Regions from separate parts of the Homo sapiens genome. Here region 1 is linked to region 2. Evidence: read pairs that join two places in POLR2A ChIA-PET (ENCODE). Cell type or tissue: A673. All regions are shown on one strand. Each heading gives the region's core, and the rest is flanking DNA. Links, peaks and the distances in the headings are about the cores only. Region 1 holds the start of ATL1 (atlastin GTPase 1). Region 2 overlaps SOS2 (SOS Ras/Rho guanine nucleotide exchange factor 2).

What was found. Peaks named below come from ENCODE experiments on the same cell type or tissue, not always from the same donor. Only the 100,000 strongest peaks of a DNase experiment are listed, where the experiment ranks them.
Region 1: POLR2A ChIA-PET joins it to region 2 with 16 read pairs; 3 of 35 experiments call an interaction of 5 or more read pairs at or near these places.

Annotation. Positions count from the first base shown.
Region 1 is chr14:50,551,953-50,568,311 of GRCh38, forward strand. It overlaps ATL1 (atlastin GTPase 1), which reads left to right and starts at 8,193. Exons shown (of 14, transcript NM_015915.5): 1 at 8,193-8,347. The coding sequence starts at 8,314. It also overlaps a transcript of MAP4K5 not described here. RefSeq lists an enhancer at 8,287-8,786 and a silencer at 8,528-8,887. In A673, for the core only: a CTCF peak has its summit at 8,318; DNase peaks (open chromatin) are centred at 8,229, 8,599, 8,829 and 9,199; H3K4me3 peaks cover 2,271 bases; H3K27ac peaks cover 1,566 bases.
Region 2 is chr14:50,202,102-50,218,460 of GRCh38, forward strand. It overlaps SOS2 (SOS Ras/Rho guanine nucleotide exchange factor 2), which reads right to left. Exons shown (of 23, transcript NM_006939.4): 2 at 2,183-2,308. Among named protein-coding and RNA genes, the nearest start is that of SOS2, 21 kb to the right of the region's middle. In A673, for the core only: no CTCF peak of the experiment used is centred there; no DNase peak of the experiment used is centred there.

The sequences.
Region 1 (16,359 bases), core at 4,201-12,200, 350 kb after region 2:
AGACAAGAATACCCACTTTCACCACTTCTACTCAACATAGTACTGGAAATCCTAGCCAGAGCAGTCAGACAAAAGAAAGAAATAAAGGGTATTCAAATTGGAAAAGAGGAAGTCAAACTGTTGCTGTTCGCCGATGATATGATCATGTACCTAGAAAACCCTAAAGACTCATCCAAAAATCTAGACCTGATAAATGAGTTCAGTAAAGTTTCGGGATACAAAATCAATGTACACAAATCAGTAGCACTGCTATATACCAACAATGACAAAGCTGAGAATCAAATCAAGTACTCAATCCCTTTTACAACAGCTGCAAAAAAAAATTAATTAAATAAAATACTTAGGAATATGCTTAACCAAGGAGGTGAGAGTTCTCTACAAGGAAAATTACAAAACACTGAAAGAAATCATAGATGACACAAACAAATGGAAACACATCCCATGCTCATGAATAGGTAGAATCAATATTGTGAACATGACCATACTGCCAAAAGCAATATACAGATGCAATGCAATTCCCATCAAAATACCATCATCATTCTTCACAGAACTAGAAAAATATCCTAAAATTTGTATGGAACCAAAAAAGAGCCCACATAGCCAAAGCAGTAATAAGAAAAAGAACAAATCTGGAGGCATCACATTACCTGACTTCAAATTTTGCTGTGAGGCTATAGTTACCAAAACAACGTGGTACTGCTATAAAAATAGGCATGTAGACCAATGGAACAGAATAGAGAACCCAGAAATAAAGCCAAATACTTACAGCTAACTGGTCGTCGACAAAACAAACAAAAACATAAAGTGGGGAAAGGATACCCTATTCAATAAATGGTGCTGGGATAACTGGCAAGCCACATGTAGAATGAAACTGGATCCTCATCTCTCACCTTATAGAAAAATCAACTCAAGATGGATCAAAGACTTAAACCTAAGAACTGAAACCACAAAGATTCTAGAAGATAACATCAGAAAAACTCTTATAGACATGGGCTTAGGCAAAGAATTCATGACTAAGAATCCGAAAGCAAATGCAACAAAAACAAAAATAAATAAATGGGGCCAGGCATGGTGGCTCACGCCTGTAATCTCAGCACTTTGGGAGGCTGAGGCGGGTAGATTACTTGAGGTCAGGAGTTCAAGACCAGCCTGGCAAACATGGTGAAACCCTGTCTCTACTAAAAATACAAAAAAATAGCCATGCATGGTGGTGTGTGCCTGTAGTCACAGCTACTCAGGAGGCTGAAGCAGGAGAATGCAGTGAGCCGAGATCGTGCCACTGCACTCCAGCCTGGGTGACAAAGCAAGACTCCGTTTCAAAAAAAAAAAAAAAGTGGGTAAAGGACATGAATAGACAATTCTTGAAAAAATATATACAGACAGCCAACAAACATTGAAAAAATGCTCAAAATCACTATAAGGGAAATGCAAATCAAAACCACAATGAGATACAACCTCATTCCTGCAGGAATGGCCATAATTTAAAAATTAAAAAAAAATAGATGTTGGCATGGATGTGGTGAAAAGGGAGCTCTTTTACGCTGCTGGTGGGAATGTAAACTAGTACAACCACTACGGAAAACAGTATGGATACCCCTTAAAGAACTAAAAGTGGAACTACCATTTGACCCAGCAATCCCACTACTGGGTGTTTACCCAAAGGAAAATAAGTCATTATGTGAAAAAGATGAATGCACACGCATGTTTGTAGCAGCACAATTCACAATTACAAAGATATGGAACCAAGCTAAATGCCCATCAACCAATGAGCGGATAAAGGAAATGTGGTATATATACACCATGGAATATTACTCAGCCATAAAACAGAACAAAATAATGGCCTTTGCAGCAACTTGGATGGAGTTGGAGGCCATTATTCTAAGTGAAGTAACTCAGGAATGGAAAACCAAATATTGTATGTTCTCACTTAAAAGTGAGAGTTAAGCTATGAGGATGCAAAGGCATAAGAATGATATAATGGACTTTGGGGACTCCGGGCAAAGGGTCGGGAGGGTGAGCAATGGAAGACTACATATTTGGTACAGTATACTCTGCTCCAGTGACAGGTGCAGCAGAATCTCAGAAATCACCACTAAAGAACTTATTAATGTAACAAAAAAAATCTGTTCCCCAAAAACTATTGAAATTTTTAAAAAGTTTTTTTTTTTTAATCCACAAAAACCAATACGTACCCTTAGAGGCACTACCTGTTGTGCCTATATGCCTGATGAAGAGAACAGTGTCACAAATGTTTTAAATCATTTGTCAACTCAAATTCGTTATATAACCCGATTAAGCTTCTTTGACTCATTCTCAAATTGGTTACACACCTTACCTACTCATTGGAGTTACGTTTTGCTAACAGGCATCATAATTGTAGTTAGCTTCTGCTTTTTATGATGTTTTGTATACTGTAGATGTGGCTTGTACGCACAAGCCATGGCTATACTTTATAGGTCTGTATAGTTCTTCCCCTCATACCCCACTCAAGGACTTTCATGCAAGATTGGTGGGAAGAATATAAAGAGCTGGGGAATGGGGTGGATTGTAGTGTGATGTGTCCCCACTAGGTTATTTAAGGTGTACATCCACTGCTTGAATGGGGAAGGCGGGGCAGTGAGCCAAGACCATGATGCCCACTGGAGGAGCAGGTGTCCCTGAGAACCCAAATATCTCAGATGGTATCTGAGAACTTATCAAGGAAAACAATCTCATTGCTCAAACACAGTAGGCAAAGAAGTTACAGAAAATTTGTTTAAAAGCAGTTTAGAGATGGGAGGTGGCATGGATCTCTAGAGCTATCCTGCTGCTGCCCAGAAGTGTCCTGTATAAGTCCTCACAAACTCATCCACTCGCTGGGCTGGACTCGTCTGAGTCATTCTTCAGTCTCTTGGTTCCCTCCCAGCTTGGGAGAACATTTTTCTATACAGTCCTGGATTTTTCTCATAACACCAACACATGGAAGATGGTAGAGTGCACCTTTGTCTTTTTGGCAAAGTCTTCTGGTTATTTTCCAATGTCTATTTCCCTTCTTCGTTTAGTATTAGACCCCAAAATTTTTGTTACATATACGGTATATTTATCAATGAGGTGGGACATGGTAGGTCAATGGTATTTGAGTGGAGATGATGTGTGCACTTTCTGGGTTGTACCCTTAGAGAGAATGGATATATTCACTTCTTCCCTTTTACCCTTCTGTATGGCTAGAATGAAAATGTGAATGCCCACACTAGAGCAGCCATCATGGAACATATGATAGAAGCCCCAAGTGAAAGATGGAAGAAGGCATGAAGAACTTTAGTTCCTTCATTTTTGTTTTGTTTTGTTTTGTTTGTTTGTTTGTTTTTGAGACGGAGTCTCGCTCTGTCACCCAGGCTGGAGTGCAGTGGCGTGATCTTGGCTCACTGCAACCTCTGCCTCCCGGGTTCAAGCAATTCTCCTGCCTCAGCCTCCTGAGTAGCTGGGACTACAGGTGCACGCCACCCGTCCCGGCTAATTTTTTGTATTTTTTAGTAGAGACGGGGTTTCACCGTGTTGCCCAGGCTGGTTTGAAACTCCTGAGCTCAGGCAATCTGCCCGCCTTGGCCTCTCAAAGTGCTGGGATTACAGGCATGAGCCACCGTGGCCAGCCAGTTCCTTCATATTTTGAAGCCACGGTATTATCCCTGGATGGCTTATGCTCAGATTATTTCATAAGACCAAAATAAATATTTGTCTTATTTCAGCCGTTGTAATTTTTATAGTAGCCAAAGCTATATCCTAACTAATATAGTCCATGATACCACTGAGCTGATGAACTGACCACCATAGAACCAGTCTATCTTTAAACAAATTGTTGCATGAAAGTAAATGTCATTTTTTGGTTAAGCCATTTTGTGTTACCGCCAAAAGCATTCTAATTGACATAAATACTTTTCTAAGATTGCTATTTATAGAGGGAAGGAGCAAATTGAACCATCAACTATTGAGAAACTTCTGATTGAGGGAGCCCTTTACTTATGATGGAGGAAAATGAGCATGGTGAAAGAACCAATGGAAGAAAAAATAATTGAGGATACAGGGGGAAGAGAATAGTTTGTGGAGTAACATCCCGGAAGAGTCAGGAAGAGAGAGGATTTAAAGTACTAAAGTTCAAATGGAGTAATACCTTTTCTTCTTTTATTCTGATTTAAAATGAACTTGACTTTTGACTTTTTAAAAACATTTGTATTTTAAAAACATAATTCACATACCATAAAATTCACCAACTTAGATTGTACAATTCAGTGGAGTTTTTTTGTTTTGTTTCATTTTTTGAGACAGGGTCTTGCTCTGTCATCCAGGCTGAAGTGCAGCGGCCTGAATCCTTGAACTCCTGGGCTCAAGGGATCCTCCCACCTCAGCCTCTTGAGTAGCTGGGACTGCAGGTGCACATCACTGCACCTGGCTAGTTTTTCTATTTTTTTTATAGAGATGGGGTCTTTGTATGTTGTACAGGCTGGTCTCGAACTCCTGGCCTCAAGTGATCCTCCCACCTCAGCTTCCCAAAGTGCTGGGATTACAGGCGTGAGCCACTGCACCCAGCCTAATCCAGTGGCTTTAGTATACCCAAGAGTTGTGCAAAGTTGATTTCATGATGAATTCTAAAACATTTTCATTGCCCCCAAAAGAAACCTCATACTCATTAGCAGTCACTCTCCAATTTCTCCCCAACCTCCCACTCCTTTCTTCCATCCCTAAGCAACAATTAATCTACTTTCTGCCTCTTTAGATTTGCCTATTCTATAAATTTCATATAAATGGAATCATATAATATGTGGTCTTTGTGGCTGGCTACTTTCATTTACTATAATGTTTTCAAGGTCCATCCATGTTGTACCATATATTGGTACTCAATAACTTTTTATGATCAAATAATGTTCTATTATATGGATATACTACATTTTGTTTATCCATTCACTAGTTATTTGGCACTGGGATTGTTTCCACCTTTTGGCTATTATGAATAATGCTGTTATGCATATTCCTGTACAAGTTTTTTTGTGGACATATATTGTAATTTCTTTAGGGTGTATATCTAGGAGTGCTAATGTATATGGCAATTCTATGTTTAACTTTTTGAGGAACTGCTAGACTTTTTCCCAAAGTATCTGCACCATTTTATATTTCCATCAGCAGTTTATGAGGGTGCCAATTTCTCCACATCTCACCAACACTTGTTATTATCTTTTTGATTATAGTCATCATAGTAAGCATTTTAAAACTTATTCTGGAGAATGTGAAACATTACTGTTCTAAGACTCAGAGTTATATAAAAGCATTACACTTAGAGAAATATCAGTCCCCTTAATCCCTACTACCCTCTTCCCATTCTTCCATTATTTCTACCCTATTCCCACCCATCTCCCGTAGGTGACCAATCTCATTGGTTTCTGGTTTAGTCTTGCTGTATTTATTTTTCACAGATGAATGGATACTTTTTTCATATCCTTTCCTTTTTCCAGGAATGGTATACTATTTTCACTTTTTCCTCCTCATTTAACATTGTATTCTGGAAATCACTCTGTATTAGCTTATAAAGATCTTCTGTATTCTTTTTCACACCTACATAACATTCTATTGCGTATATGTATTATAATGTATTCAACCACTCATCTATATGTGGGCATTCAGGTTGTTTCCAGCATTTTACAATAACAAAAAGTAATGTAATACATAACCATGTATGTTTATATTTTCATACTATTGAGGTATTTCTTCAGAGTAGATTAAACTTATGATTAAAAAGATGCATTCTAGCAATGTCCACTGAAAGGGTCTAGAAACAGTGATCTTCACCCAGCAATGAGCACAACTAGCACCCACGTCTTGGTTTCTAAACACCTTTTCTCGTTAAAAGGAGCCACAGCATCTTGGAGAAATGGCTATTCTAGTTCTAAGATAGGGAAAATACAAAGGAACCTGAAACATTTTCTTTTACCAGAATACAGGGAACTGCTCAAAGACAAAAAGGGACAATGTTAAAAGGACACACGAGCTGACCCTCAGCCAAATTAGGGGAATTTAGGCATTAAAAAGAATGGTGATGCATAGCACAATTTTTTTAAAAGCTTCCATTAATTTATAGAGGGACTCAACATAGAAAAGTGGGAGAGGGAATGCCAGCTACTTAATTTAAAAGACATGACATCAAGAGGCTGAGGTGGGCAGATCGCTTGAGCTCATGAGTTTGAGACCAGCCTGGGCAACATGGAGAAACCCCGTCTCTACATACAAAAACAGCCAGGCGTGCTGGCGACCGCCAGTAATCCCAGCTACTTGAGAGGCTGAGGCATGAGAATCGCTTGAACCTGGGAGGTGGAGGTTGTAGTGAGCTGAGATCACGCCACTGCACTCCGGCCTGGGCAACAGAGGGAGACTGTGTCTGGAAAACAAACAAACAACAGATAATGATTTTAAAGCCTCCATTTAAAAAATCACTAATATGAAATTGATTCAGGCAAGGATCAATGGATGCTAAAATCAGTGGATGAAAAGTTATTGGCCAATAGTACAAAAAGTCACATACAGAGAGCTATTTATTTAAGCATTTTTTTGTGATTCACACAGTCTCAAAGTATTCACCTGCAGATTACTTACTAATTATAAACACAACAGGTTTTTAAAAAATTAATTTCTTTTTCAATTGGGCATAGGTGTTGAATTATATAAATTTTTTCTTTTTTGTGTGTAATCTATTGTACTCTTAAAAATGGGATTCATATGAAAGGGATTTTCAGGCTGGAATGTAAGCTGAGAATGATAGTAAAGGAATATAAGAAGAAAAGCAGACCACACTTCTCTTTTGTTCTATGAACTTGGTTTATAGGTATAAGGATGAGATAATGTCTGTCTTCCTATGTTGTTTCATTAATGTCATTTCAACTCTGTTGAGCACAGACTTCTTTAAAACCATGTTGTAAACTTGGTTACAGTGTTCACGACTCTGCAGTCACTAGAACCAGTAACTGAAATATAATGCATAAGATTTGGCAGTGGTGGGGGAGTTTGTTTTCAGATATGTTGATGTTCAAATGTCAGTAGGAAAACAACGTGAGGATAACCTTAGGCAGTTATAAACACACCTCTGGTATAATGTCCTCTCTTCTAGAGGGCAGAAGACTACAAGTATAGATTTGGGAATCATCAGCATGGAGGTCCTGTCTGAAGCCATCATAGTAAATTACATTGAGAGAGTGTAGCGTGAGGAGTTGCTTACCATGAGGAATTAGCAGAGATCATGGATCTGGTAATTAAGAGGCTGGCAGTGATCTCCTAAGAACCGATCAGTACAGAGTGTGAGTAACAACCAAATGGCAGAAGGAAACTGTAAGGGACGGCATGATGGTATCTTGAGGTTGAGGTAGTATAAAGGGACAGTGTTTCCAGGTTACTGAAAACAACTAAGTTTGTAGCAGAGAGAAAGCAGTGAAAAGGGAAAGATTGAAAGTATTTTTATTTTTTTTCTTTTCCTTTCAAAATTGTCTGCAACCTTTATGGCTGCCAGGGCCCACCCATACCCAGACTATGTAGTATGATTTCAGCTCAAATAATTGCTATTGGACTATAGGTCTGGACCTTATCTTTGCAAATCTAGTGGGAAATTTTACCCAGTGGATATTGAGTTACAGATCGTAATGAATCTACAGCTTTCATTTATCTTGATCTTCTTGATATAAATTTTGCTATTCTAATTTTAAGACAAACTACTCAGTATACATATACAAAAATGCATGATACCCTCTTTACTAACATGACCTTGCTTTTAAAATGGAAAAAAAAATGGGTGCCTCGTAGATAAATGCACATTATTTTAGCTACTTTGGCTATATAAATGTTGCCAGCTTGTTTGTACTAATGTATAACCGTGCTTGAAACAGGTATTTGAACATCCAGAATCATGCAGTATATCGGTTTGTGTATTTCTGATAACGCTGTTAAATTCTTTGAGAGTGTGTTCGAGGGGGGTGCTGTTTATTTGTTTGTGTTTTCCGTTGAAAATGTTGCGGTACGTGGTCTATCACTGTCTTCACGGTCTGGGGGTGGACTGAGGTAGGGAGGGTGTGACGCTGGTATCTGTGTGAACTCGGGCTTGTGATGCTGAGCTTGGTTCATCTGCTTTCTCCTCCCTTTTCCTCCCCACTCCTTCCCACCAGCGCCACAGCAACATCCTCAGAGTCTGAGCGAACTGCGCCCAGCGCGGGCACGGAGCCTCCCACCGCCAGCAACCTGCGGCCCCGGAGAAGGCAGCGAGCGCAGTGACAGCGCCTCACCGCCACCAGCTCCTGGACCACCATGGCCAAGAACCGCAGGGACAGAAACAGTTGGGGTGAGTAGCAAATGAGAACTTCTGCAGCCTGCACGGGGTCTTCTGGCCCTCCACTTTCTGCTTCTGTGGAGACAGGGAGGGCCAAGGGCTGCTAGGTGCCTGCGTCCACGGCTGGGAGACGGGCCGTAGCCGAGCCGCTCCCTGTTTGGGCGGAGGAACCATGGCCGAGCGGTACCCGCGTCACCGAATCGCGCTGTCGGGGTGAGGGCTGCAGCTTCGCGCAGGCCGGGCCTCCAGCTCCTTCTTCCCCACCCCCCTCCCGCCTCCTCCCAGCATTTGGACAGCACCCACCAGGCGCCTCCGGGGACTTGTGGGTTCCGCCTTAGCGATCGGTTGGGAGGAAGGCTATGGGGGTGGGCAGGGGGCTGTTGTTACTCGGCCCCAGAGGGGCGAGGGGTCGGGGATCTAGAGCAGGCCAAGCCCCAACCCCCCTCCCCGGGAGCCGCCAACTCGCTGGCTCTGCAGGGCGCGGGCTCCCGGCGGCGGGCGGCGGGCGGCGCGCTGGAACAATGAGGCGGAGCGCGCCGGGTCCCGGACGGACGGTAGCAGACCGAGCAACTGGGAGAAGGGCCACCCTCTTGGGAATTCCTGAGCACTGCAGTACTCCTCTTAATTTGGGGGTTGGGTGGGGGAATTGGGGAAGAAGGAGAGCAAAGTTGTGGTTTCCAGCCTTCTGCCCCACCCCGACGTGGTACCCCATTCAGACCAGCCCCAAGGGTGGCTTTGTTCTTTGATTTTACCTTTTGGAGACATTGGGCTCATGATTCAGCACCAGGCCGAGGGGAGGGGAAAGGAGAGGCGAGACCCAGTATGTTCACACCGCGAGTGGGTGGGCGGTGCTCACGCAGGCGGAGAAGAACGGGCGCAGCGATGCGGAAGAAATCGCGGCCCCGCCCGCCTTGCTGCTCCAGACCTAGTTCTGGACGGTTAGTGTGGGCAGGCTGGGCGTCTTTTTGTCGTAGGTTCCCGATTTCTTGCAGTCACAGTGCTAAACTCACCAGCATCTTAGGAACGAAAGCCCTCTAAGGCATTTATTTTATTATCTGAACCAGAGAATGTCTCAGGCTACTGTGGCTTGGTGGGTAAATAAATATTTTGTTCATCAGCTTGTTATTTAGAAATTGTTATTTGGAAATAACAGTTGTTATTATTTGAAAAGTTCAGAGCTGCTTGATTCTGTTCCACATCTCAGTGAGAGCTCTTCTATAACTGTTTATTTGAGCGAGAGGCACAAATGTAAATTTTAATTGGTTATTTCAGTTTACTTTAATCAAAAGACCGTGTATCTCCTTGCCTCTGATTGTTCTAATGGTCACAGGATACGGTAGACAAGGTTTACATTTGGGAGATTATCCAAGGTTTGTGGTAGGCATGGAGAGTTGGAGCGGGGAGGTCTGTCATGACTTAGCTGAGTTTAAGAGAAAGTGGTTCCATTTTCTGAGATCATGAAACTTCAGTTTTAACAGACCTACCTGACTATTGCAATAAGTTTTATTTCCTTCTTCTGAAATTTAAGTAAGCATTTGCAGTGTATCCCCTTTCCACCCGTTCTCTTGGCCTCTAGAATAGGAATTTATTGAACACACACAATTAGGGTGCGTATATTCAAGTCACTTTTGGTCTCAGTCTCCATGAATTGTTGTCTCCACCCTGTTAACAGAAGCATGTGAAAATGTATTCTGAGGATTAAAATTTTTCTCCTTTATGAAGCTTTGGATCATTATTGCGCAGAATTTCCTTTGGCTATAAACTTTTTTTTTTTTGAGATGGAGTCTTGCTCTGTCGCCTAGGCTGGAGTGCAGTGGTGCCTTCTGGGCTCACTGCAAGCTCCACCTCCCGGGTTCACGCCATTCTCCTGCCTCAACCTCCCGAGCAGCTGGGACTACAGGCGCCTGCCACCGTGCCCGGCTAATTTTTTGTATTTTTAGTAGAGACAGAGTTTCACCATGTTAGCCAGGATGGTTTCGATCTCCTGACCTCGTGATCCGCCCGCCTCGGCCTCCCAAAGTGCTGGGATTACAGGAGCGAGCCACCATTCCCGGCCTTATAAACTTCTTATGTAGTGGGAGTTTTTCCCTCTTGGGAACATGGTTCTCACATCCGGTTTTCATAAAAATCACACAGGGACTTATTAGAAATGCAGACTCTCCCATCTTCCAGCCAGAGCTTTGGAATCAATAGATCTGAAAGAGGGCCTAGAAATCTGCCTTTTAATTAGCATTTTAGGTGATTGGGAAGCAGATGGTCTTTAGGTGTTACTTTGAGAAATACTACCTTAGATTATTTACATTTGATAGAAACATCTCAGATAGTTTACCCAGAAGTCATCAGGAAAGTTTCAACTCAAGTGATGGATTAGGAAAAGAAATACTAGAATCACTATAGTGTTTACTGGAAATTATTATAGAAAAGAAAGAGTGGAATTCTGGACTCTTATCTTGATGTTCTATGGAAATGCTTTACTACTTAGATTTTTCTTTGCTGTTAAGTACATATGACATAAATGACTTAGAAAATGTAGTAGATGGAGTAGGAGATAGAGGTTTTGGCACAGATATTAGCCCTGTCAGTCTTAATTCCATTTTATTACCAGTATCTAATAGAATGCCTAACACAGTAGGCATTTAGTAACAGCAATAGTAGCCAACATCGTTAAGCTAATGTCATATGAAATAGGTGCTGTAATACTCATTTTACATATTAAAAGGTAAAGCTAGTAGATGATTGACCCAGGATTCCTGCTCTGGCAGTTTGAATTCAGATTCCTTTATCTTCTATCTCTTTGTTGAATGGATAATACCTTCTGTATTATATTATAGAACTACAGTTTCAATGCATATTCATCTGCATTATTGCATTTGATCTTCAACCTCTTAAGTATGTGTCTTAGGGCATATCACTATTTTGCAGATGAAAAAACTAACTCAGAGGTGAGTTAAATGATTTGGTGAAAGTCATGTATTTGGTAAGTAAAAGGACTGAAATTAGAATCTGGGTTTTTTTCCTAATTTATTTTCTATAACATGATATTGTGGAATGTTTTCATGGAGAGAATGGGGTGGGGTGTGAAGATAATAGAGAAAACAGATCCTTGTAGTAGACAGAGGTCTCTCATGAGAAAAATCTTATGAGAGCTTAAAAAAGAAGACAGTGAACTGACCTTATCTAGCTAAGTAAGTATTTTTCAGACAAGTTAGAAAGAAAAAGGCATCAAGGTAGACAATCCAGAATGAGAAAATACAGTGATTTCCAAGAAAAGGGCAAGGAAGATATTTGCAAAATCAGCATGAGAGCTAAAATTTAGATAAGGAATCTAAGGACCATATAACAGGTGTTTTTATCTTAGTAGCTAGAGACCTGTAGGTCTTACAGGGACCATGAAAGCTACACAGCAGAAAAGCATCTCTGCTGACTGCTAGAATTGAGGACGATGTTTGAAGACCATACCCAGAGATAAAACTGGGAAGCGAGTCTGAGTAGAACTGAGCATCCTACCATCTGTACCTAAATCTACTCTTAAGATGTTTGAATAAATTTAAGCATATAAAAGTCAATTCTTCCAAAATAGGCATTGTTATTATTAATCATTTGAATGTATAAGAGATCTGAGATTCAGAGAGCATAAATGACTTGCCAGAGGTACCATAGTTTCTAGGTTATAGATCTAGTATTCAAATTCAGAGTTGTTTGCTTCCACAGTCCATGCGATGAGGACAAGGAATAGTATGCCAAAAGGTACCACAACAAGCTTATCTAGGATTAAGCTGATATAAGAAATCAATGCTGTATAAATTTGATCATTTGGACTAGAGAAGTAGGCAAAGAATGTGCTAGTGTGGAAAATAAAGGGGACAGATAAGTATCAGAAACAGTAGCCCAGAAAGCAGTCTTGCACTGCTTGGTCAGAGCTTAAGTGCTACCAGAAACAAAACAGAAATGCATACTTTGTTTGTTTGTTTTTGTCAAAGTTGCTTAAAAACTTGGGATACCACCTGGGAATTTGAGTTTTCTACAATGTAACAGAAACAGATAGTGCAAAACTGCTTTAGAAAAATAGTATTCGCACTAGGCTGGGCGTGGTGGCTCATGCTTGTAATCCCAGCACTTTGGGAAGCTAAGGCGGGCAGATCAGGAGGTCAGGAGATGGAGACCATCCTGGCTGACACGGTGAAACCCCGTCTCTACTGAAAATACAAAAAATTAGCCGGGTATGGTGGCATGCACTTGTAATCCCAGCTACTCGGGAGGCTGAGGCAGGAGAATCGCTTGAACCCGGGAGGCGGAGGTTGCAGTGAGCCAAGATCCGCCGCTGCACTCCAGCCTGGGCGACAGAGCAAGATTCCGTCTCAAAAAAAAAAAAAAAAAAAAAAAAAAAAAAGAAGAAGAAAAGGAAAAAGAACGATAGTATTCGCAGCAAAGTATCAGCTTTGACTACCTTTAAAAATAACTATCTTAGCTTCACAGTAAGTGTAGGAAATGCCTATTTGTTGAAAAGGCATTTGTGGAAAATTAATTTTTAGGTTTCTGGTTTTGAGGAAAGATTTAAAACAATCTTGAGTGTACTATAGTTACCTCATGATCTTCTTTCTTTTCCAGTTGGCTATATTCTATTTTTCTTGAAATGAGACCGTCTGTCCCTTTTTACCTACCTCATCTTCTATATACCTAATTCTTCTAAAACAATATAAAATTTCTACTTGGTCTTGGCTGGACACGGTAGCTCATGCCTATAATCCCAGAACTTTGGGAGGCCAAGGTGGGCAGATCACCTGAGGTCAGGAGTTCGAGACCAGCCTGGGTAACACGGTGAAACCCCATCTCTACTAAAAATGTAAAAAAAATTAGCCGGGTGTGGTGGTGGGCACCTGTAGTCCCAGCTACTTGGGAGGCTAAGGCAGGAGAATGGTGTGAACCTGGGAGGCAGAGGTTGCAGTGAGCCGAGATCGCACTACTGCACTCCAGCCTGGGCCACAGAGTGAGACTCCATCTCAAAATAAATAAATAAATAAAAAACAAACAAAAAAAACCACCCCAAATTAGCTGGGCATGATGGTGCATGCTTGTAATCCCAGCTACTAGGGAAGCTGAGGCAGGAGGATCACTTGAACCCAGGAGGTAGAGGTTGCAGTGAGCTGAGATCGCACCACTGTACTCCAGCCTGGGTGGCAGAATGAGACTTCATCTCAAAAAAAAAAAAATTCTACTGGGTCATACATGTACTGTATGATATGTACTATATATAAGACATGTACTGTAGATTTTCCTTCCCTACATTTTTTAAGTTGCCTTCCCTGCATCTTTTCAAATGTACTTTTCCTATGTATATTTTTTATACTTAACATCTGCTTACCTTGTCTTGATGACTCAAGGGTTACACCTTTGCTGCATTTCAGACTCTGCAGACTTTATTATCTTTAGAATCAGTGGCTACACTGTAGGCAGAACCTGTGATCACCAGGGAAATAATCCACTGTGTAGTACTTCCAGTAATAAAAAAAGATTTTAGATTTGGAAGGTCTTCCTCTTTTACATAAAAATTTCTTATGAAACATATATGTATACAAAATAACATGTAAAACGTGTTCAGTTTTAAAAAAGGAATGAGCACCTGTGCCCCCCAGCCAAAGAAATAGAACATTATCAATATTTTGTCACTCCTTGTATGCCTCTCCTTAAGGACAACCTGTTTTGTTTTGTTTTCTTTTGTTTTGTTTTTGAGACAGAGTCTCTCTCTGTCACCCAGGCTGGAGTGCAATGGTGCAATCTCAGCTCACTGCAACCTCCGCCTCCCAGGTTCAAGCAATTCTCCTGCCTCAGCCTCCTGAGTAGCTGGGATTACAGGTGCCCGCCACCACACCCAGCTAATTTTTGTATTTTTAGTAGAGATGGGGTTTCCCCAGATTGGTCAGACTGGTCTCAAACTCCTGACCTCAGGTGATCCACCCACCTCAGCCCCCCAAAGTGCTGGGATTACAGGCGTGAGCCACTGCACCCGGCCAGGACAACCTGTTCTTACCCTCTCCAAAGGTAAACACTTTCATTAATTTGAAGTTTCTAATTCTCTTGATAATTTTTACAGTTTAGCTATAAATAAATATATATATATCCCTAAATAATATACTATTTAGTTTTACATTTGAAGAGCCTAATATAAAGGGAATCTAGAGTGTGCATTTTTCCACAAGATATTTTGTTCACTCCACATCCTTACCCATAGTTGGTAATATGATAGGTCTGAAATGGTATCTCATTGTAGTTTCAATCTGCATTTTACTGATTACCAGTGAGATGTGAGCATATATTTATTGTCCATTCACATTTCCTCCTCAGTGCCTGTTTGCCCTTTGCCCATTTTAAAATTAGGTTATCTTTTTCTTCTTGCTTTGTAGGAGTTTTATACATATTTTTTATATAAGTCCTTTGCTGATTGTCTTATAGATCTCTTTTACCACTTTTTGCATGACTTTGATCTCTATGGTGTATTTTAATAAACAGACATTATGTATTTAAACGTAGTCCATTTAAACAATATTTTCCTTTATGGCTTGTACTTTTTATATTTAAAAAAATCTTCTCTTACCTCAAAGTTATAAAATCGTCTTCTATATTATCTGGTTTTAAAATTTTACACTTCATTTTTTTTCAGTTTTTAAAATTTGTGGTAAAATACACATAACATAAATTTTACCATCATAACCATTTTTAAATGTACAGTTCCGTGATACTAGTACACAAGTAAAATATTGTTGTGTAGCTATCACCACTGTCTATCTCCCGAACTCTTCATCTTGCAAAACTGAAACTCTGTGCCCATTAAACAGTAACTCCTCATCCCTCCTCATGGCTACTAGCAGCCACCATTCTACTTTCTTTCACTATGACTTTGACTACTCTGTGTACCTCACGTTAGTGGAATGATACATTTTTTTTTTTACTGGCTTTTTCACATAGCAAAATGTCCTCAAGTTTCATCCATATTGTAGAATATATCACAACTTCCTTCTTTTTTAAGGCTGAATAGCATTCCGTTGTAAGTATACACCACATTTTTTTATCCATTCATCTGTTGACAGACACTGGGTTGCTTTCACATTTTAGCTATTGTGAATGATGCTTCTATGAACATGGTGTACAAGTATCCCTTTGAGACCCTGCTTTCAATTCTTTTGGGTATATACCCAGAAGTGGAATTGCTGGATCTTATGGTAATTCTATTTTTAATGTTTTAAGGAACTGCTATACTGTTTTCCACAGAGGTTGTACCATTTTATGTTCTCATCAACAGTGCACACAGGTTTAAATTTTTTCATATCTTCGCCAACACTTGTTATGTTCTGTTTTTTAAAAAATAGTTGTCATTCTAATGGATGTGATGTGATATCTCATTGTAGTTTTGATTAGCAATTAATATTATGATTTCTCTTGTGATTTTTTCTTTGATCATTTGTTGTTTAAGAGTGTGTTGTTTAATTGCCACAAATTTGTGAATTTTCCAGTTTTCATTCTGTTACTGATTTCCAACTTCATCTCATTGTGGTTGAAGAAAATATTTAGTATTATACCTATCTTTTTAAAATGTATTGAGACTTAATATGTGGACTCCCTTATAGTCTATCTGGAGAATGTTCCAGGTACACAAGAGAAAAATGTGTATTCTATTGTTGTTGGCTAGAATGTCTGTATTTGTCTGTTAGGTCTAATTGGCACATTGTGTTGTTCAAGTTCTCTATTTCTTTGCACGTCTTTATTTCCTTTTTGTTTGTTTGTTTTATCCATTATTGAGAATAGGATATTGAAGTCTCCAACTGTTAGTATAGAACTATTTCTTCTTTCAATTCTGTCAACTTTTGCTTCATATATTTTGATACAGTGTTCCTAGGTACATAGATTTTTGTCATTGTTATATATTCAAATGCCGTATTAAAACTTTTATTAGTATATGATGTCCTAGCCAGGTATGGTGGTATGCACCTGTAGTCTCAGCTATTCCAGAGGCTGAGGCAGGAGGATCC
Region 2 (16,359 bases), core at 5,678-13,677:
ACAAGCACATACCCCTACTCTTGGCTAATTTTTCTATTTTTTGTAGAGACAGAGTTTTGCCATGTTGCCCAGGCTAGTCTCAAATTCCTGGGCTCAAGTGATTGTGTCCACCTCAACTTCCCAAAGTGCTGGGATTACAAGTGTGAGCCACTGCACCTAGGCAGTTCATCTAATTTTAATTTAATCAGTGATTCATTGGCATGAAAAACAAGAACTACTGAGATCTGAATTAAACTCTAATTTAGCAGGGTTTCCTATATTTATAGTTATAGTCTCAGATTTTAGCAAATTTAGCTATTGAAAAATATGCTTTCAGTCTGTTTATTTCATGTTCAAAACTAGTAGCAGAGGCTGGGCATGGTGGCCCATGCCTCTAAGTCTCAGCACTTTGGGAGACTGAGGTGGGAGGATCCCTTGAGGCCAGGAGTATGAAACCAGCATGCGCAATGTAGGGAGACCCTGTCTCTACAAAAAAATTTAAAAATTAGCCAGGCATGGTTGCATGCACTTGTAGTCCCAGCTACTTGGAAGGCTGAGGCAGGAGAACTGCTTGATCCCAGGAGTTCAAGGCTACAGTGAGCTATGATCCTGTCACTACACCCTAGTCTGGGTGATAAAGCAAGACCCTGTCTCTTAAAACAAAACACAACAAAACCCAAACAATTGGCAGCAGAGAACAGGGGAAAAAAATGCTTTAATTCCAAGAATCCTGGAAAATCTTAATAGCTCAATCACTACAAATTAAGATTTTCCTTTATACTGAAAGTTGTTGTAGCTGGGCATGGTGGCTAACACCTGTATCCCAGCACTTTGGAAGGCTGAGGAGGGAGGATCACTGAAGGCCAGGAGTTCAAGACCAGCCTGGGCAACACGGCAAGGCCCAGTCTTTACAAAAATAAAAATAAAAATTAGCTGGGCGCAGTGACACGTGCCTGTAGTCCCAGCTACTCGGGAGGCTGAGGCTGGAGGACAACTTGGGCCCAGGAGTTCAAGGCTACAGTGAGCTATGATCATGCCACTTCACAAAAAGAAAGAAAGAAAGTTGTTGCTTATAGAAACAAATTTCAAAAAAAAAGGAAATGTAAACAGTATAGTATAAAAGTAATTTTTGAAAATATAAAAATTAGCCTGGGGTGCACGCCTGTAGTCCCAGCTGCTTGGGAGGCTGAGGCAGGAGAATAGCTTGAACCTGGGTAGCTGAGGTTGCAGTGAGCCAAGATCACACCACTGTACCCCAGCCCGGGCGACAGAGTGAGACTCCATCTCAAAAAATAAAAATGAAAATAATTTTTGATAGCTGTACTATTAGACATTTGTTTTTAGCAGGAGAAAATAATACCAATTTTATTAATATTAATTTTATGTGCACAGGGTGCTTTTATACAAAAGAAGTAAAACTCTCCCTAACAGATATTGCTAAAAATCCAAAAATACTCCCATGTAACCAAGGCAAAACAATTATTTTAGTACTAATTTAAACAGTTTTTCAGATATATATATATATATACACACACACATACATATACATTTTTTTAAATCACTGAGCAAATGTCCTCAAAATTTACACTAATCTTTTATTGAGGTAATATTTATATGCAGTAAAATACACAGATCTTAAAATGTACAATTTGTTGAGTTTTAGAAATGCTTATGTCTGTGTAACCATCATCTCAACTGACATAGAGAACATTTTTTTTTTGTTTTTTTTTTTTGAGACGGTCTCCCGCCTCAGCCAAAGTACTGGGATTACAGGTGTGAGCCACCGCACCTGGCCTTATTATTCAATATAAAGTACTATGTTTTGAGTCCTCTCTAAAAAATATGTGCCTAAACCCAGGTTATGAAGATATTTTCCAGAATTTTCTTCTAGAAACCTTGTAGTTTAGCTGTTATGTCTAAGGCCATGATCCATTTTGAATTAATTTTTGTCTACGGCATGAGATAGGTTTCAAGGTTTTTTCCCCTCATAAATGTACCCAGTTGTTCTAAGTTTTTTTTTTTCTGAAAAACTTGCCTTTCCTCAATGAACTGCCTTGACATTTTTGTCAAAAACAAACTGACCATATATATCATACATAATTTCAGTGGTTTTAGTTTTCACAATAAATTAGAATGATATAGATACAAAAATTAATTCATACAGTGGTTGAGTGACTTTTTGAAATGACAAAATAATTTTTACCTCTACATCTTGAACAGTCCTTGGCTGGGCCATGCATAATTTATTAAGCAGCTGAAAAATCAGCTCTTCAATATAATAGAGAGACTCTTCATTAGCTGAGAGAGTGGGATGCACTTGTTCCTGAACCTTTAAAAAAAAGTTATCAGTTAAAGTAATGGCAAAATAATATAAATTGAACAAAAGTCAAAGAGAATCTTATATATAATATTTTACTATAATGGTTACTCAAAACAGACATAAAACACAAAATGAAGAAAAAAACTATTTGTTGGTCTCTGTAAACTTTTCTTAACCCACAGAGCAGTGGTTCTTAAGCATTTTTGGACCCTTTGAAAAATCTATGGAAAGCCATTGAACCCTCTCTTCCCTATCACCAAAAAGCATATACACATAAACTATTCTATACAATTTCAGAGGAACTGTGGATACCCTGAAGTCAATAAACCTACTTGAAGTCTACGCAGGTCATGAATCCCAGTAATAAAGGTAACATCTGAAAAACCATACTCCTTTACAAATTATAGAGGTGCTCTGTGAAATAGGTGCTACTCAGCTTTCACAATAGCACTGTCACCACCAGCTATGCTAAGCACCCCACCTTTTTTTCTTTTTTTTTCTTTCTTTTTTTTTTTAAGCAGCTGCATCCTTCTAGGGATGAGCCGTTTTTGTTTCTAAATTTTCTGTCCTAAATAATAATCCAGTCTGACTGGATATAAGAAATATGGTAAATAATAGTACCTAGCATACAGTAGGTGTCCTATAAATATTTGTTGAAAGAAATTTAAAAAAGTATTGCTTTCCTTTCTTTTCTTTTTTTGAGACAGGGTCTCACTCTGTCACCCAGGCTCACTGCAGACCTGGGGTCAAGCAACCCTCCCACCTCAGTCTCCCAAGTAGCTGGCACTACAGGTGTGTGCCACCATGACCTGGCTAATTTTTAAAACTTTTTGTAGAGATGAAGTCTCACCATGTTGCCCAGGCTGATCTTGAACTCCTGGGCTCAAGTGATCCTCCCACCTCAGCTTCCCAAAGTGCTGAGATTATAGCATGAGCCACTGCACCCAGCCTGCTTTAACTTTTTATGCCATGAAGTCAGAAGGATATCAGAAGCACTAACACAAAAATAGATAACTTGAATAGCCTCATAGTTAAGCAAAAGTAATTTAAAACCCTCCCCACAAAAAACACAGCATTGAAGTTAACCATTTTATTTGAAGTCTCAAAATTTACCATAGAATTCTTCCTAACATCACATCACGTGCCACCACTAAACCAACCATTGCCAAACAATGATTAGTCTACGATTTAGACTTTGCCATTTCCTAAGAGATCCATGCCTGAACAAAATGAGAGTTTTAAAAAATTAGCATAGGCACGGTGGCTAACACCTGTAATCCCAGCACTTTGGGAGGCCGAGGTGGGTGGATCACCTGAGGTCAGAAGTTTGAGACCAGCCTGGCCAACATGGTGAAACTAAAAATACAAAATTAGCTGGGTGTGGTGGCACGTGTCTGTAATCCCAGCTACTAAGGAGGCTGAGGCAGGAGGATTGCTTGAACCTGGGAGGCAGAGGTTGCAGTGAGCAGAGATCGCACCACTGCACTCCAGCCTGGGCAACTCCATCTCAAAAAAAAAAAAAAATAGCATAAAATTGTGCATTATAGCCTCATATTTTGTAAGTCTATAGGATTTATAGTAAAAATCCCTTCTTTCATTTCTAATATTAGTTATTTGTGTATTCGTTCTTTTCTTGATCAGCATCTCAGAGGTTTATCAATGTTATTAATCTTTTAAAGAACCAACTTTTGGCTTTTATGATCCTATTTTATGTTTGTTTTATATTTCATTTATTTTTGCTTTATCTTCATTATTTCTTCTGCTTTTTATGTTCTTTTGCCAACTTCTTGAGATGGATACTTTGCTCATTTTTGTCAACCTTTCTTTTCTAATATGTATGTTTTCTCTAAAACTACTTTTGTAAAAACACACATATTTTCATATGGAATATTTTTGTAATCATCCAGTTCAAAATACAGTCATCCTTCAGTGTCTGTGGGAAATTAGTTCCAGGACACCTGTGGATACCCAAATCCATGGATGCCCAAGTCCTTTATATATAATGGTGTAACACTGTATACAACCTACACACATCCTCCCATATACTTTAAATCATCTATAGGTTACTTGTAACACCTAATACAATGTAAATGCTATGTAATAGTGGTTATATTGTATTGTTTAGGAAATAATGACAAGAGAAAAGTCTGTATGTGTTCAGTACAAATGCAACCATCCATTATTTTCCCAAATACTGTTGATCTGAGGTTGGCTGAATCTATGGATTAAGAACCCAAGGATAAGAATGGTGGACTATAGTTTCTAATTTCCATTATGGTTTCTTCTTTCACCTTAAGAATCTAGAAGCAAATTTCTTTAATTTTTAAACATGAGATTTTTTAAAAGGTTTTTAAAATTGATTTCTATAATAATCACGTCGTCAGAAAACATACTTTCTTTTTCATTTTTATTTAGTTATTTAATTTTTTTGAGACAGAGTCTCATTCTGCCACCCACGTTGGAATGCAGTAGTGCAATCATGGCTCACTGTAGCCTTGACCTCAAGCTGGTCTTGAACTTGTGAGCTCAAGCTATCCACTCACCTCTGCCTCCCAAAATGCTGGGATTACAGGCATGAGCCACCATGCCTGGCCAGAAAACATATTTTCTATGATTTCAATCTTTTGAAATTTGTTGAGACTTGCATTATAGCCCATTATATGGGTCTACCTGGCTTCATTGACAAACTCATCAAACATAAAGGAAGCAATACAACAATCTTAAGCGAACATTTAGAAAATTTTTTTTAAAAAGATACTCTCCAATTTATTTTGGGACTAGACTTTATATAAAAACTCAAAAAGAAAGATGAAAATTATAGGCCATTTTTAGCTCAGCACAGTGGTTCATGCCTGTAATCCCAGCACTTTGGGAGGCCAAGGTCAGAGGATCGCTTGAGGCCAGGAATTCCAGACCAGCCTGGGCAACATGGCAAGACCTCATCTCTCCAAAATAAAAAAATTAGCTGGGCATGGTGGCATATGCCTGTAGTCCCAGCTACTCAGAAGGCTAAAGCAAAAGGATTACTTGAGCCCAGAAGGTCAAGGCTACAGTGAGACATGATGGTGCCACTGCGCTCCAGCCTGGGGGAATGAGCAAGACCTCATCTCTAAAAGAAAACAAAATTATAGGCCATTTTCACTTATGAATCCAGAAAAAAAAAAAAGCCTAAGTAAAGTGTCACCTAACTAAATTCCATAATGTATACAAATAAGATTATACAATCACAGCCAGGCATGGTGGCTCGTAATCCCAGCACTTTGGGAGGCTGGAAGTGGGTGGATCATCTGAGGTCGGGAGTTCGAGACCAGACTGGACAACCTGGTGAAACCCCGTCTCTACTAAAAATAAAAAAATCAGCTAGGTGTGGTGGCACAGGCTTGTAATCTTAGCTACTTGGGTGGCTAAGGCAGGAGAACTGCTTGAACCCGGGAGACAGACGCTGCCGTGAGCTGAGATCACTGCAATCCAGCCTGGATGACTGAGCGAGACTCCATCTCAAAAAAAAAAAAAAGAAAAGAAAAAAAGAAAAATAATATGACCATCCCAATATATATGTAAAAAAGCCATTTGAAAAATATTCAACATTCATTCATGATAAAATCTCTTTGTGGGCCCGGCACGGAGGCTCACACCTATAATCCCAGCACTTTAGGAGGCCGAGGCGGGTGGATCACTTGAGGTCAGGAGTTCAAGGCCAGCCTGGCCAACATGGTGAAATCCCATCTCTACTAAAAATACAAAAAATTAGCCACGCATGGTAGAAGGCGCGTGTAGTCCCAGATACTTGGGAGGCTGAGGCAGGAGAATCGCTTGAACCCGGGAGGCGGAGGTTGCAGTGAGCCGAGATAACGTGCTGTTGCACTCCAGCCTGGGTGAGAGTGAGACTCTGTCTCAAACAAACAAATAAAAAATCTCTTTGTGAACTTCTTTCATTTGATAAAGGATGTATACTAAAAAGCTACAATAGGCTGGGTGCGGTGGCTCAGACCTGTAATCCCAGCACTTTGGGAGGCTGAGACGGGGGGATCACAAGGTCAGAGTTTGAGACCACCCTGGCCAATACGGTGAAACCCCGCCTCTACTAAAAATACAAAAATTAGCCGGTGTGGTGGCAGGTGCCTGTAGTCCCAGCTACTCGGGAGGCTGAGGCAGAAGAATCGCTTGAACTGGGAAGCAGAGGTTGCAGTGAGCTGAGATCATGCCACCGCACTCCAGCCTGAGCGACAGAGCAAGACTCCATCTCAAAGAAAAAACAAAACAAAACAAAAAAAGCTACAATAAAATCATAGTTAATAGTAAGACAAGACACTGACAGCTTTCCTTTGGAGATCAAGGAAAAGGATATTTTCTATTATCATTTCTATTCCACATTATATTTGGAGGTCCTGGCTATTGCAGTAAACCAAGAAAAAGAAAATTTCAGAATTGGTAAAGAAGAAACAAATTTGCAGATCATCTGACTGCCCATTGTGATGGTTAATTTTGGGGTGCCCATATAACTGGTTACACACTATTTCTGGGTATGTCTGTCAGGGTATCTCTGGAGGAGATTAACATTTGAGTTGGTAGACTGAGAAAAGCAGACTACCCTCCCCAGTGTGGCCTTATCCACTTGACTAAAGGCCTGAATAGAACAAAAGGCTGAGAAAGAATTCTTTCTCTCTGCCTGACTGTATTTGAGCTGGGACACCGGTCTTCTGCCTTCAGACTGATACTCAGACTGGAATTTATATCATCAGCTCTTCTGGTTCTCAGGCCTTCAGACTAGGACTAGAATTATACCATTGGCTTTTCTGGGTCTGCAGCTTGACAAATGCAGATCTTGGACTTCTGGGCCACCATAACCTCATGAGCCTATTTCCTTAAATGTCGTGTGTGTGTGTGTGTGTGTGTGTGTGTGTGTGTGTGTGTGTGTGTGTCTCCTATTGGTTCTGCTTCTCTGAAGAATCCATGCACCCATGGAGGACAAAATAATGTACCCATGCAGGACAAAAATATTGTACACATAAATTACCTGAACTCATAAAAAATAAACTTTTCTTTCTATGTACCAGCAACAAAGCTAGCAAACAAAATTTTTAGGCCAGGTGCGGTGGCTCACTCCTGTAATCCCAGCACTTTGGGAAGCTGAGGCGGGAGGATCGCTCGAGCCCAGGAGTTCAAGACCAGTCTGGGCAACACGGTGAAACACCACTTCTACAAAAAATTAGCCAGATGTGGTGGCACGCAACTGTAGTCCCAGCTACACGGGAGGCTGATGTGGGAGGATCACCTGAACCCGGAGGTCGAGGCTGCAGTGAGCCATGATTATGCCACTGCACTCCAGCTTGGGTGAGAGTGAGACCTTGTCTCAAAAAAAAAAAAATTAAATAGCATTTACAGTAGAATTTAAAATACCGTGTACCTTGAGTACCTGATAAGGTACACATGACTCCTAGGGAGAAAACTAGACTTTAAGAAAAATTAAAGAGCTAAATAAATGAAAGATGATACCATGTTGGTGAACTGTCAGACTTAATATTGTATACAACTGAATTCTCTCAAAATTGATACATGCAGTTATAAAATCACAATCAAATCCAAGCAGGTTGTTTTGCTAAAAATGCCAAGATAATTTCAACATGTAAATAAAAGTGCAAAAAGCTAAGAAAATCAGTCATATATTCTTTTTTTAAAATTACTAACAACAAAGTCATATGTCTGTAAGGAAGTACAAGGATTTGCTCCAATGGTTGTCAGGATTTATTACAAAGCTATAGTAATGAAGAATGTGACAATGGCATAAGGATAGAGAAAGAAATCAATGGGACATAACAGAGTCCACAAACAAGTCCACATATATATAGACGCTTATTTACACAGATGGCACTGTAGAGTATGAGGTGTGGCAGAGAGTTGCAGGGAGGCAGGGAAGTGTATGAATAGTGTTGAACCACTGCAGAAAAAGAAAATCAACTCCTACTTCAACCTTTACCCAAAAATCAATCCTAGCTGCATGTTAGGCCTAATAAATAAATATACCCAATAAAGCTCTGACAGTGTAAAACTAGATAATATCTTCATGATTTCAGGATTGAAAAAGATTTCTTATATAGGACACAAAAAATTACTAGCTATGAAGGAAAGAACTGATAAACTTTATATTAAACTTTAAAATTTAGGTTTCTCAAAAGACATCTTTAAGAAAGTAAAAAGGCAAGTTACAGAGTTGGAGAAGATATATGTAGTACATGTAACAAAAGGCTCATATCTAGAATATATAGAGAACTCCTAAAAATTCAGTAAGAAAAAAAATGATAAAAATCCCAAGAGAAAAAATGGGCAAAAAACCCTTAAACTAGCACTTCACAAAAGAATAAATTCAAATAGCCTATATATATATTAAAAAGTGCTCTAGCTCTTAAGTAATCAGAAAAATGTAAATTAAACGACCATGAAAACTATCCACTCACCAGGCAGCAAAACTAAAAATTCTGATAATATCAAATGTTGGTAACTATGTGGAGCAATGGGAACGATCACACACTGCTACTGGAATGTAAAATGTTTCAATCACTTTCAAAAACTTTGCCATTAAGTACTAAAGTTCAAGATATGTATAGTCTATGACTGAGCAATTCCACTATAGGATATATATATATATATTCAGGATAGATTTACATATATTTCTTTAGAGCTATACAGTCCAATATAATAGACGCTAGCCTCATGTGGGTACTGAACACCTGAAATGTAGCTCCACTGAGTTGAAATGGGATGTTGGTGTAAAATACAAACCAGATTCAAGGATTCAGTATTAAAATAAGAAGTCAAATTCTCAATTTTTATGACACATGCTGAAATGATTAGATTGGGTTAAAAATATGTTATTAAAATCAACTTCATCTGTTTCTTCTTACTTTTCAACTGTGGCTATGATAATTTTCGTTTTTAACTTTTATTTTAGATTAAGGGGGTATATGTGCAGATTTTGTTACCTAGGTATATTGTGTCATGCTGAGGTTTGGGGTACAAATGATCCCATCACCCAGGTACTGAGCATAGTACTACCTCCTCTATTAGTCCCCGGTGTCTGTTGTTAACATCTTTATGTCCATGGGTACCCCATGTTTAGCTCTCACCCGTAAATGAGAACATGCAGCATTTGTTTTTTTTTTGTTCCTGCATTAATTCACTCAGGAGGGAAAATTTTATTTATTTTTTAATTAATTATTATTATTATTATTATTTAGATTTTTGAGACAGGTTCTCGCTGTGTTGCCCAGGCTGGCCTTGAACTCCTGGGCTCAAGCAATCCTCCTGCCTTGTCCTCCCAAAGTGCTGGGATTACAGGCATGAGCCACCATGCCCAGCCTAGGAGGGAAAATTTTAAATTACATGTGTGGCTCACATTGTATCTCTTCTAGACAGCAATGCTCTAGAGAAATGTTTACCAGAAGACATACGCTAGAAGGCTCATAAATAACATTATTAATAATACCTTCCAAAACTAGAAAAGAATTCAAATATTCATCCAGAATGGGACAGATAAATTGTGGCTTATTAATACAATGGAATACACACAGTCAAAAAAATGCAGTAATAATGACAGCTACATAAAATGTGGATGCACCCTGAAAAAATGTTGGCAGAAAGAAGCCAGATAAAAAGAATACATACAATGGGATTCCATTCACAAAGTCAGACAAAATTAAATACAAAAATAAAAAATAAACAAATTCAGAACAAATTAAACAATGGTGTTAAGGGATACACGCTGAGATGGAAAAACTATTAAGAAAATCAAAACAGGCCAGGCGCGGTGGCTCGCGCCTATAATCCCAGCACTTTGGGAGGCCAAGGCAGGCGGATCACAAGGTCAAGAGATCGAGACCATCCTGGCCAACACGGTGAAACCCCGTCTCTACTAAAAATACAAAAATTAACTGGTCATGGTGGTGCACACCTGTAGTCCCAGCTACTCGGGAGGCTGAGGCAGGAGAATCGCTTGAACCCAGGAGGCGGAGGTTGCAGTGAGCAAAGATCATGCCACTGCACTCCAGCCTGGCAACATAGCGAGACTCCGTCTCAAAAAGAAAGAAAATCAAAACAGTGAATACCACAAAAACGGTTACCTTTTGGAGAGTTATCCTGAGAAAAGTGCTGACAATGTTCTGTCTTCTTACCTGAGTGTTAAATAGGTGTTCCTTAAACTGTATATTTATCCTTTACACATTTTCTGATTATATGTTACACTTCACCATAAATGAGGTTTTCAAAAGTTTGAGAATCATCTAGCAAACAGAGGAAATTGAGGGGGGAAATTATCAATAAAATAAGTCTAAAGGGCTTTTCTAGTGCCCATGTCACTGAACAAAATTTTAATGTCAGGACCCTGGAGACAAAGAGAATATCCTACAAGACTGGGAGGACAGGGAAGTGAGGAGGAGCAGATTATATATGAGAAGCAGACATTAGCTTCAGATTTCAACAGTAATACTAGAAGCTAGATGGTAATGATGTTCAGCCTGGAATCCAAGATACCAGCAATATCAAACGCCATGCTAACGTGACATTCTTAGATAGAATAAGGTCCAAAACTTTATCTCTCACGTAGTCTTTCTCATTAACCTTCTGTCATTTGTACTACACTAAAACAAGGGTATGAATCAAGAAAGAAAAATATGGAATAAAGAAAATAAAGGAATCAATAGAGAAGAAAGGTCAAAGGAATGCCCAGGATAAAATGAAAGGAAATTATAGGATGAGAGCTGTAAAACAGGAATAAAGGTGACCAGTCCACACTGGTGCAGGTCAGAAGGCTCTGGGAGAGACTGTCTCAAGAAAACAAACTTGACAGAGTATGCAATGGGATGAAAATCTTGATAGGATATTTAGAAAACTGGTAAAAAGTTTGAATTTGGTAATAAGTGTACTACATAGAAAAACACACAAACAAGAAAACAAGATAATTAATAACTCCAGTAAAAGCAGTGAGTTAGAAAAGAAAAAGCAGATTAAATAGCATTTATAGGCCGGGTGTGGTGGTTCATGCCTATGATCTCAGCACTTTGGGAGGCCAAGGTGGGGGTGGATCACTTGAGGCCAGGAGTTCAAGACCAGCCTGGCCTACACAGTGAAACCCCGTCTCTACTAAAAATACAAAAATTAGCTGGGCCTGGTGGTGCGTGCCTGTAATCTCAGCTTGAACCCTGGAGGTGGAGGTTGAGGTGAGTGGAGATTGTGCCACTGCACTCCAGCCTGGCCGACAGAGTGAGACCCTGTCCCCCCCACCCCAAAAAAAAACCCCAAAAATAGCATTTACAGTCATAATAATGTAAACTTTGAATATTAATCCAACTCAAATTAAGATATAACTTTGAAGTGGGGGAAGAGAAAGTGGAAAGTGTGTGTGTGGTTGGAGGGGAATGTATGTGCATATTAAAGAATATTAAATCCTTTGTGCCACTGCACTCCAGTCTGGGCAACAGAGTGAGTCCCTGCCAAGAAAAAAAAAAAAAAAGAGAAAAAAGAGAATATTAAATCCTTACCCTCCGTGGTAGGAAGTCAACAGATAACATCCAAAACAGAAAAAAACATGAAATAGCAATATAAGCACTTTTTCTTTCTTAGAAATATAGAAGTAAATAAATCACTTTGAAAAGTTAAAATGGTTTTCTCTAGGAAACAGAAAATTTTGTGTTTAAGGGGGAAGTAATGCTATTTTTCATAACAAGCTTTGCAGAGCGAATTATCTTTTTATTTACATAAATAATTTTGACAAAATACAAACTAATTGATAAAGAAAAATAATTTTGAATTGGGGAATGGGGAAGTGGAAGGCCATAGTAAGGAAAGACTACTCTTTGAAGAAGTCTGGTCCAAAAAGTCTAGCAGTAAGGCAATTAGAAATTCATATAGGACCAATAATAAAAAAAAAAAATCAGGCTTTCTAATGTATTTCTATGTTAGAAATATGTTTCTAACATATTTTCTAATAAATTCAAATTAGGTTTTGGAGAAATAAATATTTCCTCTTATACCCTGCACTTCTTTAACACAGCCAGAGATAACTTAATTACATTTTAGCCATACATTTCTAATAGATCAATCGACTTTTAAAAGACATTTTTAAAAAAGTAGACATTTAACTAGGCGTAGTGGGGTGTCTGTAGTCCCAGCTACTCTAGTGGCTGAGGTGGGAGGATTCCTTGGGCCGAGGAGTTTCAGGCTTCCAAACATAATGAGACTCCATCTTTAAATAAATAAATAAACATTTACATTGTAAGTGTGGCAGTAGACTTCATAAGGCCGTTTCTTTTTTTTTTTTTTTTTCTTTTTCTTTTAAAGATGAGGCCTACCTAAATTGCTCGAGCTGGTCACCAACTCCTTGGCTCAAACAATCCTCCTGCCTCCTCAGGCCCCCCTCCCTGAGGCAAGGTTGTTTCTTTCTTTCTTTTTTTTTTTTTTTGAGACGGAGTCTTGTTCTGTCCCCCAGGATGGAGTGCAGTGGCGCGATCTCAGCTCACTGCAAGCTTCGCCACCCGGGTTCACGCCATTCTCCTGCCTCGGCCTCCCGAGTAGCTGGGACTATAGGTGCCCACGGCCATGCCCGGCTAATTTTTTGTATTTTTTAGTAGAGACGGGGTTTCACTGTGTTATCTAGGATGGTTTTGATCTCCTGACCTCGTGATCTGCCCGCCTCGTCCTCCCAAAGTGCTGGGATTACAGGCGTGAGCCACCGCGCCCGGCAAGGTTGTTTCTTATAACATCTTTCCATAAAAAGCCAAGGGCCCCACTCAGTGAAAATGATTGAACATGAGAATTAAGATAATGTCTAACTGGGATGGATTCTTTTTCTGTGATTATGATTTTGTTAAATAAGCTACAAAGCAATTTGAACATCAAGCATCAAAGTTTCTTATGCCAAACTTCTTAATTTCAAATATGAAAACAGTCATAAAAATAAACACACAATGTTAAAATCTCACCCATAAATGCTGTAACAGGACATCAAGAGGACAATGGAAGAGAACCATGCTTTACACTTCTACAGAGACAGTAAACATAAAATTACCACGACAGAACCAATTTGCCTATCATATTTTTTGAAAGCCTAGTCAGAAAAAGAGCAATTAAAATAATTTCCAGTCTTTAACAGTAGATTAACAAGTCAGACCTGTATTTTAGTTACACCATATTTTCAAATTGCCAGAAGGCATTTCCTTACTGTAACACTATAAATAGAATTGTTAGTGGGTGCAGCGCACCAGCATGGCACATGTATACATATGTAACTAACCTGCACAATGTGCACATGTACCCTAAAACTTAAAGTATAATAAAAAAAAACAAAAAACAAAATAGTCTCATACTATAAATCCATGTGTAGACACACACAAAAGCACTTTAACTTTTTACCCTGATAAACCACTACATTTGACAAGTTATAGAAATGTTATTTCCTAATTTATATTTTTCAGTTTTCCATCTTCACATTTAAATTAAAAATCTTGCTAATGCACTTGTTCAGTAATTAACATTTGAGTTTCAGGTACAATGTGGAAATAAATCCTTTTGGATATAGAGTCTGACTGATATTTATTTTTGCCAAATTCTTCATTGTGCTGCCAAGATTTCCACAAGGATGCAAATATCTCAAACATCAATTAAGAATACTGGCAATGTTTTCATTATTAAATGTTTTGGGTTTTTTTTGTTTTTTTTTTTTGAGATGGAGTCTCGCTGTTTCACCCAGGCTGGAGTGCAGTGGCAGCAATCTTGGCTCACTGCAACCTCCACCTCCCAGATTCAAGAGATCCACCTGCCTCAGCCTCCCAAGTAGCTGGGACTACAGGTGTGCACCATCACGCCCAGCTAATTTTGGTATTTTCAGTAGAGACAGGGTTTCATCATGTTGGCCAGGCTAGTCTTGAACTCCTGAGCTCAGGTAATCTGCCTGCCTCAGCCTCCCAAAGTGTTGGGATTATGGACGTGAGCCACGACACCCAGCCCATTATGAAATATTAAAATTCAATTTAAAAAGAAAATAAAAATTTTAGTTGAAGTATATATACTAAAACTACAAAATACTGGCAGAGCAAGGTTGCTCACACCTGTAATCCCAGCACTTTGGGAGGCCAAGGCAGGTAGATTACCTGAGGTCAGGAGTTTGAGACCAGGCTGGCCAACATGGTGAAACCCCGTCTGTACTAAAAGTACAAAAATTAGCTGGGCAGCTACTCTGGAGGCTGAGGCAGGAGAATCGCTGGAACCCGGGAGGCAGAGGTTGCAGTGAGCTGAGATCGTGCTGCTGCACTCCAGCCTGGGTGACAGAGTGAGACTCAATATCAAAAAATAAAAACAAAATACAATAAACATGAATAAATAAAAATAAAAATAAAAATACAATATACTGCTGATAGGAATTAAAGACTTAAATAAATGAAGAGATTAAACTATGAGTTGGAAGACTCAACATTGTTCTGATGTCAATTCCTCCCAAATGATCTGTAGATGCAACACAATCTCAATCAAAATTCCAGCAAGCTTTTTTGTAGAAATTGATATGTTGATTAAAACATTCTCATGGAAATACAAAGGTCCTAGAATAACTGAAACAACTCTAAAGAAGAACAAAGTTGAAGGGCTAACACTACCTGATTTCAAGGATTTCTATAAAGCTATGGTAACCAAAACAGTACGGCACTGACATAAAGATAAGGAAAACAATCAATAGAACAGAATAGAGAATCCAGAAATAAAACCACACATATATGGGCAACTGATTTTTTAAATAAAAGCATGAAGACCTTTAGCAAAGGAAAAGGACAGCCTTTTCAATAAATGGTGACAGAACAACCAGATATCCATATACAAAAAAACAAACATACCATATACAGAATTATCACACCATATATAAAATGATTCAATCAGCACCATAAGACAAGGTGAGATTTTTTTAAAAAAGAAAAAGTGATTCAAATGAGTCATAGATATAAATATAAAATTTAAACTATAAAATTTCTAGAACAGGCTAGGTATGGTGGATCACACCTATAATTGCAAAACTTTGGGAGGCCAAGGACAAAGGATCACTTTAGATCAGGAGTTCGAGACCAGCCTGGGCAACATAGTGAGACCCTGTCTCTATTTTTGAAAATTAAAATAAATAAATAAAAAATTTCTAGAAGGGAAAATTTTTGTAACCCTGGGTTAGGCAAAGATTTCCTTGATATGACACTAATGGCACAGTCCCTAAAAAAACAAATTGATAAAAATTTAAAACTTTTGGCCGGGTGCGGTGGCTCACGCCTGTAATCCCAGCACTTTGGGAGGCCGAGGCCGGTGGATCACGAGGTCAGGAGATCAAGACCATCCTGGCTAACATGGTGAAACCCCGTCTGTACTAAAAATACAAAAAATTAGCTGGGCGTGGTGGCGGGCGCCTGTAGTCCCAGCTACTCGGGAGGCTGAGGCAGGAGAATGGTGTGAACCCGGAGGCAGAGCTTGCAGTGAATCGAGATCGTGCCACTGCACTCCAGCCTGGGCGACAGAGCGAGACTCTGTCTCAAAAAAACAAAAACAAAAACAAACAAACAAAAAAAACTTTTGGTCTCCAAAAGATAGTATAGGCCAGGTGCAGTGGCTTATGCCTGTAGTCCCAGAACTTTGGGAGGCTGAGGCAGGATGATCATTTGAGGCCAGGAGCTTAAGACCAGCCTAGGCAACACAGCAAGACCCTATCTCTTAAAAACAAAAAAAAAAAAAGAAAGAAAGAAAAAGATAAAAAGATAGTATTAAGAGAATGGTATATAATGAAACTTCGATAAAAGGAAAAAAAAAAAAAAAAAAAAAAGGCCGAGTGAGATGGCTCATGCCTGTAATCCCAGCACTTTGGGAGGCCAAGGTGGGTGGATTCCTTGAGGCCAAGAGTTTGAGATCAGCCTGGGCAACATGGCAAAATCCTGTCTCTACTAAAAATACAAAAATTAGCAGGGCATGATGGTGGGTGCCTGCAATCCCAGCTACTTGGGAGGCTGAGGTGAAAGAATCGCTCGAACCCGGAAGGCGGAGGG